Linked DNA regions of Homo sapiens: region 1 is linked to region 2. A link is a contact called in ENCODE Hi-C or POLR2A ChIA-PET data. All regions are on one chromosome and are shown on one strand. Each heading gives the region's core, a stretch centred on a gene start or an enhancer-like site at or near the end of the contact. The rest is flanking DNA. Distances are from core to core; before and after follow the strand shown.

The links. A loop is a pair of places that touch in the nucleus more often than their neighbours do. ChIA-PET counts read pairs that join two places held with the same protein, here RNA polymerase II (POLR2A). Pooled maps may share reads with other maps.
Region 1: a pooled map shows a loop between it and region 2 (3-fold over the local background). The contact joins two enhancer-like sites. A Hi-C loop is called at or near these places in 1 of 37 single-sample maps with no recorded cell type and 9 of 50 pooled maps. POLR2A ChIA-PET finds 5 or more read pairs at or near these places in 4 of 52 experiments (AG04449, BJ, CD4-positive, alpha-beta T cell and 1 more).

Annotation. Positions count from the first base shown.
Region 1 is chr2:23,520,852-23,526,825 of GRCh38, forward strand. All of the region lies in intron 2 of KLHL29 (kelch like family member 29), which reads left to right. LOC105374325 (a long non-coding RNA gene) reads right to left here. Exons shown (of 2, transcript XR_939831.2): 1 at 3,100-5,974. Among named protein-coding and RNA genes, the nearest start is that of LINC02923, 140 kb to the left of the region's middle. RefSeq lists an enhancer at 2,353-3,552. Within about 2 kb of position 4,685, at least 15 of the 41 ENCODE cell types and tissues checked have a DNase peak (open chromatin) inside an H3K27ac peak, as active enhancers do.
Region 2 is chr2:23,401,190-23,406,695 of GRCh38, forward strand. All of the region lies in intron 1 of KLHL29 (kelch like family member 29), which reads left to right. Among named protein-coding and RNA genes, the nearest start is that of LINC02923, 17 kb to the left of the region's middle. RefSeq lists an enhancer at 3,164-3,745. Within about 2 kb of position 3,387, at least 16 of the 41 ENCODE cell types and tissues checked have a DNase peak (open chromatin) inside an H3K27ac peak, as active enhancers do.

The DNA.
Region 1 (5,974 bases), core at 3,435-5,934, 120 kb after region 2:
TTCATCTGTCTTTTCTCCCCAAATATTATTGCTAGAAATGTTACATTATCATAAACCCGAGTTCAGGATGCATAGTTTCCACAATTGTCTTCTTTCCTCCATATACAAATTCTGATTACTGCTTTCATTTTACAAAGACCACCCCCCCCCCCGCTCCCCCTCAGGGGTGTTTCCATCTTCTCAGATATTTTTCTTTGCCTTACCCCAAGCTACGTACATAACCGGATGGCTAGAATTAGGAGAGTCGATGGTGGATATTCCTGTATCCGTCTATCTGCCCCCTGCCTGCCATGTGGTGTGGGATACATGCAGGAGGTATCCTGGGAGGGGACTGCTTCGAGGGGCTTCCCCAAGGGCATTCCTTGTGGCCATGCAGAAGGCCATGCAGAAGGACTCCCAGGGAAGGCTGTGGCCCAAGCCCTCCTAGCCAGCTCTGCCTGCAGGAGGAAGGACAAGGGACTCCTACATGGCACCCTTGGAGGCGAGGTTCGTGCACTGGAAGTTTCCAAGCAGACTTTATTTCCACTCAGCCATGTCAGAAACCTCTAGCAGGACTGGTGCTCTAACTTCACACAGGGTTTCAGAGTCAGGGCCTTCTCCCTAGTACAGTGAAGCTGCAGGTGCAGCCTGTCCCCTAGGTCCATGTGCTGCATTGGGCCAGCTGGGCAGTCATGAGCTCCCTCAGCATCCTCAGGCCCAGTAGCCACTCCTCTCTGCCTCCTCCCTGGTGTCTATTGATGTCTCTGCAGGGAACATGCTCCAGGTGACCCAGACACTGAGCACTTTGCAGGCAGGCAGCATCCTCCCCATAGCTAAGAGTAGTAACTACCTGTACCCCATTTCTTGGGAGGAAACAGAGGCTCAGTTTCAGCACGTTGTTCAATAGACTGCAGCCAGATGGTAAACATCAGAGCCAGGACGTAAGGCTCTGTTGAATTCCAAAGCCCACACTCTTAAGCAGTCTGTGGTCTTAGTAGTATCATTAATTATGCAATGATGCATCAATACTCAGGGGTCCCGTAGAGGTAGTTGGGACGTTTATCCCTGAACTAAATGGTCAAAGCTCACTATGCTTACTAAGTTTGTGCACCTGCTTTTCACAGCCTTTCTGCATCTCCCCTTATTCTCATTAGTTAAACTTGCCATGGTCATTGTTTTTGCCTAAAGCACTAGTACCCACCTGACCTGCTGTGGACCTGCTTGTTAGAATTGTTTGCAAAGGAAGCATCCATAGGCTATGAACAAGGATGCTGGGGCTTGCCTGTGAACACCAAGCTTCAGTGTGTGTTTATTCTAAGGCTTTTTTTTTTCTTTTGAGATGGAGTCTAGCTCTGTTGCCCAGGCTGGAGTGCAGTGGCATGATCTTGGCTCATGGCAACCTCCCCACCTCCCAGGTTCAAGCAATTCTCCCACCTCAGTCTCTGAGTAGTTGGGACTATAGGCGTGTACCATCACGCCTGGCTAATTTTTGTATTTTTAGTAGAGATGGGGTTCCACCATGTTGGCCAGGCTGGTCTCGAACTCCTGACCTCAAGTGATCCACCTGCCTCAGCCTCCCAAAGTGCTGGGATTACAGGTGTGAGCCACCACACCCAGCCTCTAAGGCCCTTTTGATTGCTTTTTGAATTTTGGTTATGTTTGGGATCACAGAAGGATGCTTGTTCTTATTTCTGGGCAGATGGAAGACCTTTTACCTTTTTGAAATCTGATCAGAAAAAAAAAAAAGCTTTTTGCAGGTTGGAGAGTCATCAGGTGGGGTGGGAAGGTGAGGCGGGTCTTTTGGGTTCTCTTCCCACAAAGTAGGCTGGTAGCCTTGAGTATGAGTGGGGAAACCCATGGCTCAGTCTCTGGAGAGAGAGTTTCTTCTCCTCCAACCCAAGCCCTGAGTCTGGACCCCCGAGCTTTTATTCCTGACTCCAGTGGCAACTCTCTCTAAAGCCATCTACCACCTCCAGGCCAGGCTGTTGGACGTGCAGCTCTTCCCCTGCTGCCGCCACAGAGTTTACAGAGTAAGCCCAGCCCTGCAGAGGTGACCAGTGCTGTGCAGATGTGAGGACCTGCATGGACTCGACTTTGTCAGTGCCCTGATTGCGTTCCCTGTGGAGCTGACCACGAGAGCAGGTGTTAGAGCCGTCTCTGAAGAACTGAATGTTAGAATCTATGCGCCTGCCTGTGGGGGTGGTTACGGGCATTTAGTGGGGAGGGGGGATGGTTCTCAGAACCTTGGGGGGCAGAGGCATTCAGAACTGCCTGGCATTCTCACTTCCACTGGTTTCTTTACCAGCACCAGTGTGCATTTTGTTCAGCAAACCCGGAACTCAGGAAGCTTTGCCACCTGGGTGCCTGTCAGCGGCAGCACGGTCCACCCCAGGGTGGGCTGGGGCAGAGGGCCTGCATGCCACAGCGAGAGCAGAAAGGGAGCAGAGCCATTTTGTAGAGCGAGTTTTCCAACCCCTCTTATGATCCTTCCTCTATTCTAAAGCAAAGGACATAAATACTAAACGGTGGTTCTTGCCAGTGCTGATAAGGAAAACCAGTAAATGCAGGAGTCTCATTAAGAAAATCCTAAAATTTTAGTCTTATCACTGCTGCAACATAATACAGTAAGTATGTTAATTCTAACCTCCCTTAGCTTCCCCCCGCCAAAATCCCTTTCAGCTAAGGCTGGCAGGAATGAACTGCACTCTGGCTACAGACTGAAGCCACGTCTGATTTGGATTTTTTTCCTCGCCTTGGCTTCACGTAGTGAGTCTCCTATTTGGGTGGACATGGCTTTTACCCCCTCATACTTCCCAGCTGCCTTTGCCATTATTCAGTTCAACAAACATTGAGGAAGTACCTACTGTGTGCAGGCCACAGTCGTAGGAGCTGGGAAATGTCAGAGTCAGCTGAGTTCATCTCTTTGCAAGAGCCAATAAGCCGACGAGGGAGCAATGATTTATAGGCCAAGCCTGCCAGCCGGCCTTGTCCCCAGCAAAGACTCATTTCAACAAGCTTCTCTTCCAAGTGATTATTTGCTGTTTGTACTGCTTGGACTTGGCACGCTTCTACAATTCCTTTTACCAAAGAGGAAAGAGGGACCTTGAAGTAAGTACTTACCTCGTAAAGAGAAGATTCCATGCGTCTTTCGGGAGCTTGCCTAAACACCACCAGCGTTGCTCTGTCATGTGAATGAGTTTTTTTTACCAGCATGCCTTCCTCTTCCGAAGGCCTTCCCCATCTAGGGTTTTTTCTCCCCATGACACCTCAGTGTCGTAGGTAGCGGAGATGCAAGTGTTCCCATTTCTCGGAAAAGGAAGCCGATGCTGGAGCGGGGGATGACTTGCTCAGTGCTGTGCTAGGGAGTGGCAGAGCCACCCAGGCCCAAGTGCCCGGCTCCTCATCCACATCTCTTTCTATTACACCAAACCCAGAGCGGGCAGGCAGGGCAGAAGAGACTACAGAAGCACAGGCGCCTGCTGGGCCGGCCTTGGCTCGGAGGGGCTCAGGAAGACCCAGGAAGTAGCAGGCCAGGAAATACCTTTAGGTCCTGCCCCGGGCTCCCGGGAGGCGTCGGCAGGAGAAGCAGGGCAGCAGCTGTGAGTCACGGTGATGGATGTTCATGGCTCACGGGTGGGCGGCTCGCGCGTGCACTGGTGCCAGGGTGGCCACACGGCTGGCAGGCCAGTGGGCTGGGTGTCACATTTCAGCAACATGATCTCTGCTCTGCCCAAGTGAGGAGGAACATGCTTGCGGGCATCTGTGGCCTTCAACTCAGAGAGGGGGTGGGTGGAGGGACGAGGTGGTTGAGAGGACACCTCTGATTCGATCTGTTCCGTTCCTTTGCTGGCCTTGCCACCCTTTCCAGTGCTGTGCATGTGTCCCTCCCAAGAGTCCAGAAAGCTGGATTTAAAAGTCAAAGTTTCTGAAGGACTTCATGGTGAGCAGAACACATTTGGTATGAAAACATTACAGGAAAACAAAAGCCTCCCAGGCTTCCTGCCTCTCAGCAAAAGAATTGGAAGGCATTTTCCATGTGGGGAGGGAGGCCATTTCTATTTCATGGGGATCTTAAAAGTAATTTTGCTGCCTGTAATTTTTTTTATCCAAACTCTCTCAGACTTTGGTTCTCAGCTGGATGACTTAGTGATCTCTAAAATGTGCTGACATTCTGGCTCGTAAGAATACATACTGTTACTTTTAATGAATGAGATTTGTTTTTAAAAGATCTCCTCAAATCAGCTGAGCACTCCAGGTGCAGCTATGGCACTGATGCTGGGAGGGGAGGCCAAATGCCTGACTTCAAGGTGCTGGGAGCTAAGTATTCCTGTCTCGGCACGTAGGAGGGAGGAAAAAGCCAGAGAAGACTTGAGGACTGAGAATACAGGCTAAGGCCAGGCCCACGCCTGGAAGAGAAGAACTTTCTCTTTGTCTCCTTGCCCACTGCCTGTCCCTGAGCCTGCGGGACTGGGAGGGCAGAGGACACTTCTGGGGTTTGGCCCAGAGAATTTATTTCTTCTTTTCTTGTTTTCCGCTACACCACGTGGCTTCAGACCATGACATTTCTGTTCAATGCCGTCAGTGCCTTGGTTTGAGGAGAATGTCTGTGTACCCAGCTTCCATGGCCAAGAAGAAATGGTGGCCGGAGCTTGCTGGCATCTGCTCTTGCCCTGTCTCCCTTCCTCTCTCTCCTGCGTGACCAGCAGCCAAGGGACAGTTCCTTCTGGCCAGGCAGTGGGATGGAGCTAAGGGGGAGGAGATGCAGGAGCAAGGCCCAGACCCCCGTCCTGAGCTTGGCGGCGAGGGGCCTGGTTTTGCCCTGCCTGGGAAGAGTAAGGCATGGAACCTGCTGGGACTTTCCTCGCTCCCCAGAGGCCGAGTGAGCCCCAGCCCCTGCCCCCCCCCCCCACCCGAGGCGAGCCAGCAGAGCCAGGGCCCACCCGCTATTTTTAGAAAGCTATCAGGTGCGCAGGACGCCCAGTTGCCTTTTTCCACCTATTCGGGCTCATTCTAGGGATCCTGTGTTGCTGCCCCAGGCCCCACCTGTCCTGATGTGATTGTCTTACTGTGGCCTGGAGCTGGCACGAAGCTTCCTCCCGATGCAACCCAGCCACCCTTCTGGCCTCATCTGGCCATGGCAAGTCACGTCCCTGACATCCGTGGACCTGCAGCCATTGTGTCCTCAGAAGCGTGGATGTTGGGCCCTAATGTTTGCCCTCCTCTGCTTCCTTGAGAGGAAGGTAAAGGCTGAAAGGGAAAAGCAGGTTAGGAAAAACCTGGAATAGGGATCCCATCGTGAGGAGTGTTAAGTCATTGAGTAGAAGATTCTGGAGCCTTTGTTCTAGAGGAAGCTGCATGGAGTGTGCAGTCTGGCAGGGGATGCCCACGTGCAGTCGTGGTGTTCATTGCCAGCGCATGCAGTTCAGAGGAACGTGGGCGGTCGGAGGAAGCGTCACAGGGGAGGGGAAACCAGAGCTGTGGTCAGGGCATGCGGGAGGGGTGGCATCGAAGGCAGAGGGACCACAAATGCTGCGCTCTTGGCCTGGCAGCGGGACAGCCCATGCGTGACTAAGGAACGCCGAGGAGGCACGAGGCTGGTGCAGAGGGCTCTGCAGGGGCCGGGGGAGGAGAGCCTGGAGAGAGCCTGAGACGCCCTGAATTCCAGGTGAGGTGTCTGGACGAGATCCAGCAGATGGTGGGAAAAACCACTGAAGGTTGGAGGGGAGAGAGAGGAGCCTAGTGGGCTGGTGGCCTGCTCTGCCCTCTGCCTACCAGAGTGACCTGGCCTCCTCATGGTCATAGAGCAGCAGCAGCCGTGGGTCCAGAGCAGCACCTTTGTGGCCTGCCCTCCACACCCAGCTCACAAGTCTCTAGCGTGGGGTGAGCTGGGGTTGGCTCCGTGGCTCCCAAGAGCCCATTGTTAACGTCTCTTCCCAGCTCCTCATTAGGAGACAGCACCTTGGTAGCTCGAAACGGCCACAGTGGGAATATTTAT
Region 2 (5,506 bases), core at 2,137-4,636:
GTAGAGACCTGTGGAGACAGGACAGACTGATCAGGGTGGGCTGTGGTCACTGGGGAACCTCATGAAGCAGACAGAATTTGGGGGCCCTCCAAGAGAAAAAGTATTTATGCCGGTTTCCCTCTCTCCATTCAGAAACCGTACTCTATACACCCCCGGTCCCCACCCTAAGTCCACCAGGTCACTGACAGCTAACAATTGACCTTCACCTGGGAGAGGTAAGCTTGCAAGGCCCAGCTTGGACATGCACCTGTGATTTCTAAAGGACTTCTTCTGAATTCATCTCTGAATGAGGTTGGCGGCACTGCTATGGTGTCTGAGCCTATACAGGAGCCGAGGGCTATGTAGTCATCAGAGCCTCAGTTTAGAGGCTCACATGACAGAGACATGGAGTGTGGAGCCCATCTCAGCAAGTCAGGGCCTGACGCGTTATGCCCGCTCACATGTAGGCACAGGAGACCTGGGACAGAGGAAGCGATCTGCTCCTGCCTGAAGTAGTGGGAGGGGCAGGAAGGTGCATTGCTGAGCAGAGGGACTATCTGCTGGTCCAAGGAGCCTCTGTCCGGCTGGACTGAGGCTACCCTCAGCTTCCATCTCTCCTCTTCATTCTCTAGAAGGCTCTGCCAGGTTCAGATCCTGCCTGTCCTTTGCAGCTTTGTAGGGAGCAGTCCCCACATCTCTGAGGATTGCCTGATGCAAGTTCTCGAGGTAACTGCTTCAGGGCTGCGTGGGAGTCCCCAGCTGACTTGACCATGTGCTCCTGTGGAAAATGATCACCTCACCTTTTATTTATATTCTGTTGTTGATTTTCCTCTAAGGATCTAGGCCAGTGCTGGGCACATTTTGCACTTTCAACAGTCGAGGGGCAGAAAAAGAGAATTACCATACCTGAGGCTTGCCAGTCAGGGGCAGAGCCAGAACTGGAATCCCAGCAGCCCAGACGTGGGAAGAGCATCGAGGACCGGCAGGAGGAGGGGATGGGAGGGCCGTCTGGGTGAGGGGTCATCTAAGAGCCCAGTGCTGTTTCACACTGTCCCGGGTGGAAAATGCAAACCCTGTGGATTTTCACCCTCTCAGTGTTGACTATTGTCCTATGGAAATAAGGGTGATTTCCTAAAATGTGTGGCTCAATAAAGGATTCCTTCACCGGGGTGTGAAATGACTGTGCATCTGAATCTGAGCCAGAAAAGATAAACTTTGCTCCATTTTCCCACACACCGGATTAGAATCTTTCCAGGACACTAACCTAGTGTGTGCTTATCTAGGTCCTTGGGCCTAGGGGCCCCTGGTGAAAGCCCAGGCCATGCAATCCGAGTCCCAGCGCCCCCATCCTTCCCCCTCTCTCCCGTGGGTTTGTATCTCCCTGGCATCCCCCAGCAGACTGCTCTGCCCAGCTGTGAACTGAACAGCCTGGCTTGTCTTGGGGCAGAACCTGTCCTCACAGGTGTGTTTGGGCACTGCAGGAGGGTTGGGGAAAAGTGGTGTAAATAACCCTCCTTGCCTTTCTGCTGATGAGAAAACCATGGGAAAAATATAAAACATTTCTATGGATATTGAGAACAAAGTTTCTTCAGTGATTTCACTGTAAGTTTGGTTATTTGAGAGAATAGTTTTTAATTAATAAGGAAACTTAATTAATACATGTGTGTCCCTGATTTCTTATATATGTGTGTGTATATATATGTACATATACATATGTATCCCTGATTTCTTTAAATCTATGTATGTGTATATATCTTATATATCATATATAATCTTATATGTGTATGTATATATATCTTATATGTATATATACATATAGTTTTCACTGTAGACGTACTATACTATATATATAGTGTACACTATAATGTCAAGTATATGAAAACAAAGAACATAGATAAAAAGGCTGAAAATGTGCCATAATATTAACAGTGGTCATCTTTCTACCATAACATTTTCTGGTTTTTAAAATAATAAGCGTATTTTTCATATTGGGAAAGATAAAAATTTACCTAACAAGGCAAAAGAATTAACTATCATAGGAAAGTTAATTTTGCCATGCCCGTCCCCATCCCATAGTGAGCAGTATGTGTTTACGTCCATGCTGACATTAAGACTGATGAAAACAGAAAAAGGACAGGCCGCCATGTAGAAGAAATTTTTAAACTACCAGTTTTTAAAATGGGAAAGGAACCAAATGGTTTTGTATAATCCCATATAAAAATGTCCCTCATAATGAATCTCAGACTCACCTTAAAGGAATAATTCTCAGGATTCTCTTCCATGCTGGGGCTCCAGTAAGAGTCAAGATTTGGGGCTTTCTTAAAGCAGGCTTCAAACCTTAAAAGCATACCTTATTGAATGCCAGTGCCAGCATTCTCAAATAACTGTGCCCCCAAGTGGTCACATGTACCTGTAAATTACATGCAGCAAAAAGGTGCAATTAACCAGGTCCTGGACTGCAGAGTTTGCAATTTATTAATAATAATGATGATGAAAACAATAATACATCCAAAAGAGAAAAGAAAGGGGAAGATGAAACCCAAAGAGAGAGAGAGAGAGTGTGTGTGTGTGTGTGTGTGTGTGTGTGTGTGTGTGTGCAGGCGCAAAAGACAGGGAAGAATTTTCTCAGTGTTTATTTTTGCCATGCCTCTCCCAGAAAAAGAGCGTGTGTGCGTGTGTGTGCATATGTGTTTGCATTTGAGGAGGGAGGCCTGGCCAGAAGAGGTGGGGGGTAGCTGTGGGCAGAGCCCTCCCAAGAATTCTGGAGACTTTGCATCCTTTCTCAGGAGCAATCCTCGATGCCTTTGACTGCCTACTTCTCTGCAGCGGTGGTTCCATGATAGTCTCCTTGGCAGCCTGCCAGAGGCTGTAAGTGTACAGAGAATTGTGTTTTAATAGAAGGCTTTACCTCTGATACAGATTTAAAATGAGGAAGAAACTTTCTGTTCCTCAGCCAGAACGAAATGCGTTTTGCTTCCTGTGAAATGCTGGTGATTACAAGCTCATCTTACATAATTTTATTATTTTCAATTGCTGCCCGTCAATCTCAGGTGATGGTTCCCTGGGAGCAGAAAAAGAGGCAGATTCTGGGCGATGACTATTAAAAAAAAAATCACTCAGTCATTAGCAAATCGTACAAAAATTTAGAAAGGAGAATAATTATCTTTGTGATGATGCTGTTTAAGATAATCAGAACTTGCATTGCTAAGTTAGACACGCCGAAGTGAATTGAGGACTGTTTAATGGCCTCTTAGAAAATGTATTTTTGCTTTAACAAAGCATTGATGTTTGAGATTTAAAAAAAAGAAATCCTTTAAATCTCGTGAAGGAATTCTCTGGAATAACCACATTTTCAGAAATCCGTGACATGATCGAGGTGGTCCACTGTCACGCCCACAAGAGGGCATTTTCTCATCAACTACTGTAAAAACGATTTGTTTTCTAAAGGGAAGCTGAGAGGCCTGGGGGAAGGAGAGTGTTCTGCAGAGCAGGAAGTGGAGAGCTGCTTGCAATTGAGTTGTATGTATGCTTCCACTTAATACGTCCTGCCGAGCCTGTAAGCCAACACTTCCGGCCAGGAATCTGCCCTCTGTGTTTACCTACTCTCTTTTTATGTCTTATTCCCAGAATGACTGGGGACCAAAGGAATCCTTTGCAGGAGTTTTCTCCAGACAGACAGTTCCACATGCTAGTATATTGTCGACCCCATCCATAACTTCCATGAAACTTGAATCTCATATTTTAAGACACCTTCTCTAGGTCCAAGTTCTTTCCTTTATGTATGTTACACATATTTGTTGAGTACCTACTGTGTGTCAGCTTGAGCCAGACTCAGATCCTGTCCTCGTGGAACACACATCCTCCACAGGAAGACTTGGCATAAAAAAGGAGAACAAATACTGGAGTATGATTTAGATAATTATAAATGTTATAAGGAAAAATAACTGGGATAAGGAAAGGTAGCTATTTTAATTGGATAATTAGGCATACTTCTCTCATGCATAACAAATATTCTAATTTTGTTCAATCCATACCAATATTGTTTGGATTATAAAGGTAATACCTTTTTTTCAACTCCATTTTTTCTAAAAAAGTTAGTTATATTGTTTATTATTTTACGGACCATGAAACATGATGGAAACCGGGGAATTGAGATGTGGCCAGTTGTTAGTTTGTAAAATGACATTTAAAAATTACCATCTACTCATCACCTCATCATTTGACAAAACAATGCATGTTTTAACACCAAAAAGTAGGAAAGATGTAATCCCTGAATAGAGGGCAGTTGAATACGTTTAGTGTTTTGGAAAATTTGCTGCATTATCTGAGGTTTTCTCCTTTTCCATGGCCTATGAGAACTTCATCAGGGACTGGTTCTGGTCAGGGGCTGGCATCCAGTTCCACAGATCCTGCTGATGACATTGTCCATGCCTTCCCCAACCATGAGGACCAACAATGTTGGCACCAGTTCTGCAAGCTCAGCTCCCAACCACAACACACAAGACTCGAGCAGGAGATGGTTTGCTCCCCATCCTAGGGGTTCTAGGATACTTGGTAAGGAGCTCAGCCCAAGAGCTACAATGCCGTTGTGAGAGTTTCTGAAGCCAGGAGTCAAGGCTTTACTTTGAGCACATGGTTTTGGAGGTCAAGCAGAATGGGCTGGGCAAATCCAGGAAGGCTTCATGGGGGAAATGAATTTTGAACTTGGCCTTAAAGGATGGGTAGGTGTAAGGAAGAGGGTTGTAGGATTATAGTGGGTGATATACACATTTTTGAAAGTTAATGTGGAACAGGTTTTGGTAGTAAAAGGCAACATCCATTGTGTAAAATGTTCAGGTATAACAACAAAGTAATAATCTCTAATAAATATATTGTCTAGGCTGAGCGTGGTGGCTCACGCCTGTACTCCTACCACTTTGGGAGGCCAAGGCAGGCGGATCATTTGAGGTCAGAAGTTCGATACCAGCCTGACCAACATGATGAAACCCCGTCTCTACTAAAATACAAAAATTAATCGGGCATGGTGGCGGGCACCTGTGATCTCAGCTACTCGGGAGGCTGAGGCAGGAGAATCACTTGAACCCAGGAGGCAGAGGTTGCAGTGAGCCAAGATCACACCACTGCACTCCAGCCTGGGCGACAAAGCAAGACTCCATCTCAAAAAAAAAAAAAAAAGAAAAGAAAACACACATATTATCTAGAGATGATTGTTAATATTTTATCATATTGTCCTCCAGTCTTTTGCTTTGCATTTTCACATTAGTTGGGACCATGTTGCACATGAAATTTTGCATCTTGCTTTTTTACTTTAGTATACAACACACATTGCCTCATGTAATTGAAAATTACTCTTAAACATCACTTCCGGATGGCTTCATTTATCCCATCCTGCCTGCATGCCATTCCCATCAGATGTATTTTTTTTCCTACTGTAACTCTCTGGTGGATAGTTCTTTTTATATCATTTTGGTTCACAATTTCGGTATCACACACATCTGCCAAGGTCCAGCTCTGAGGGTAATATTGA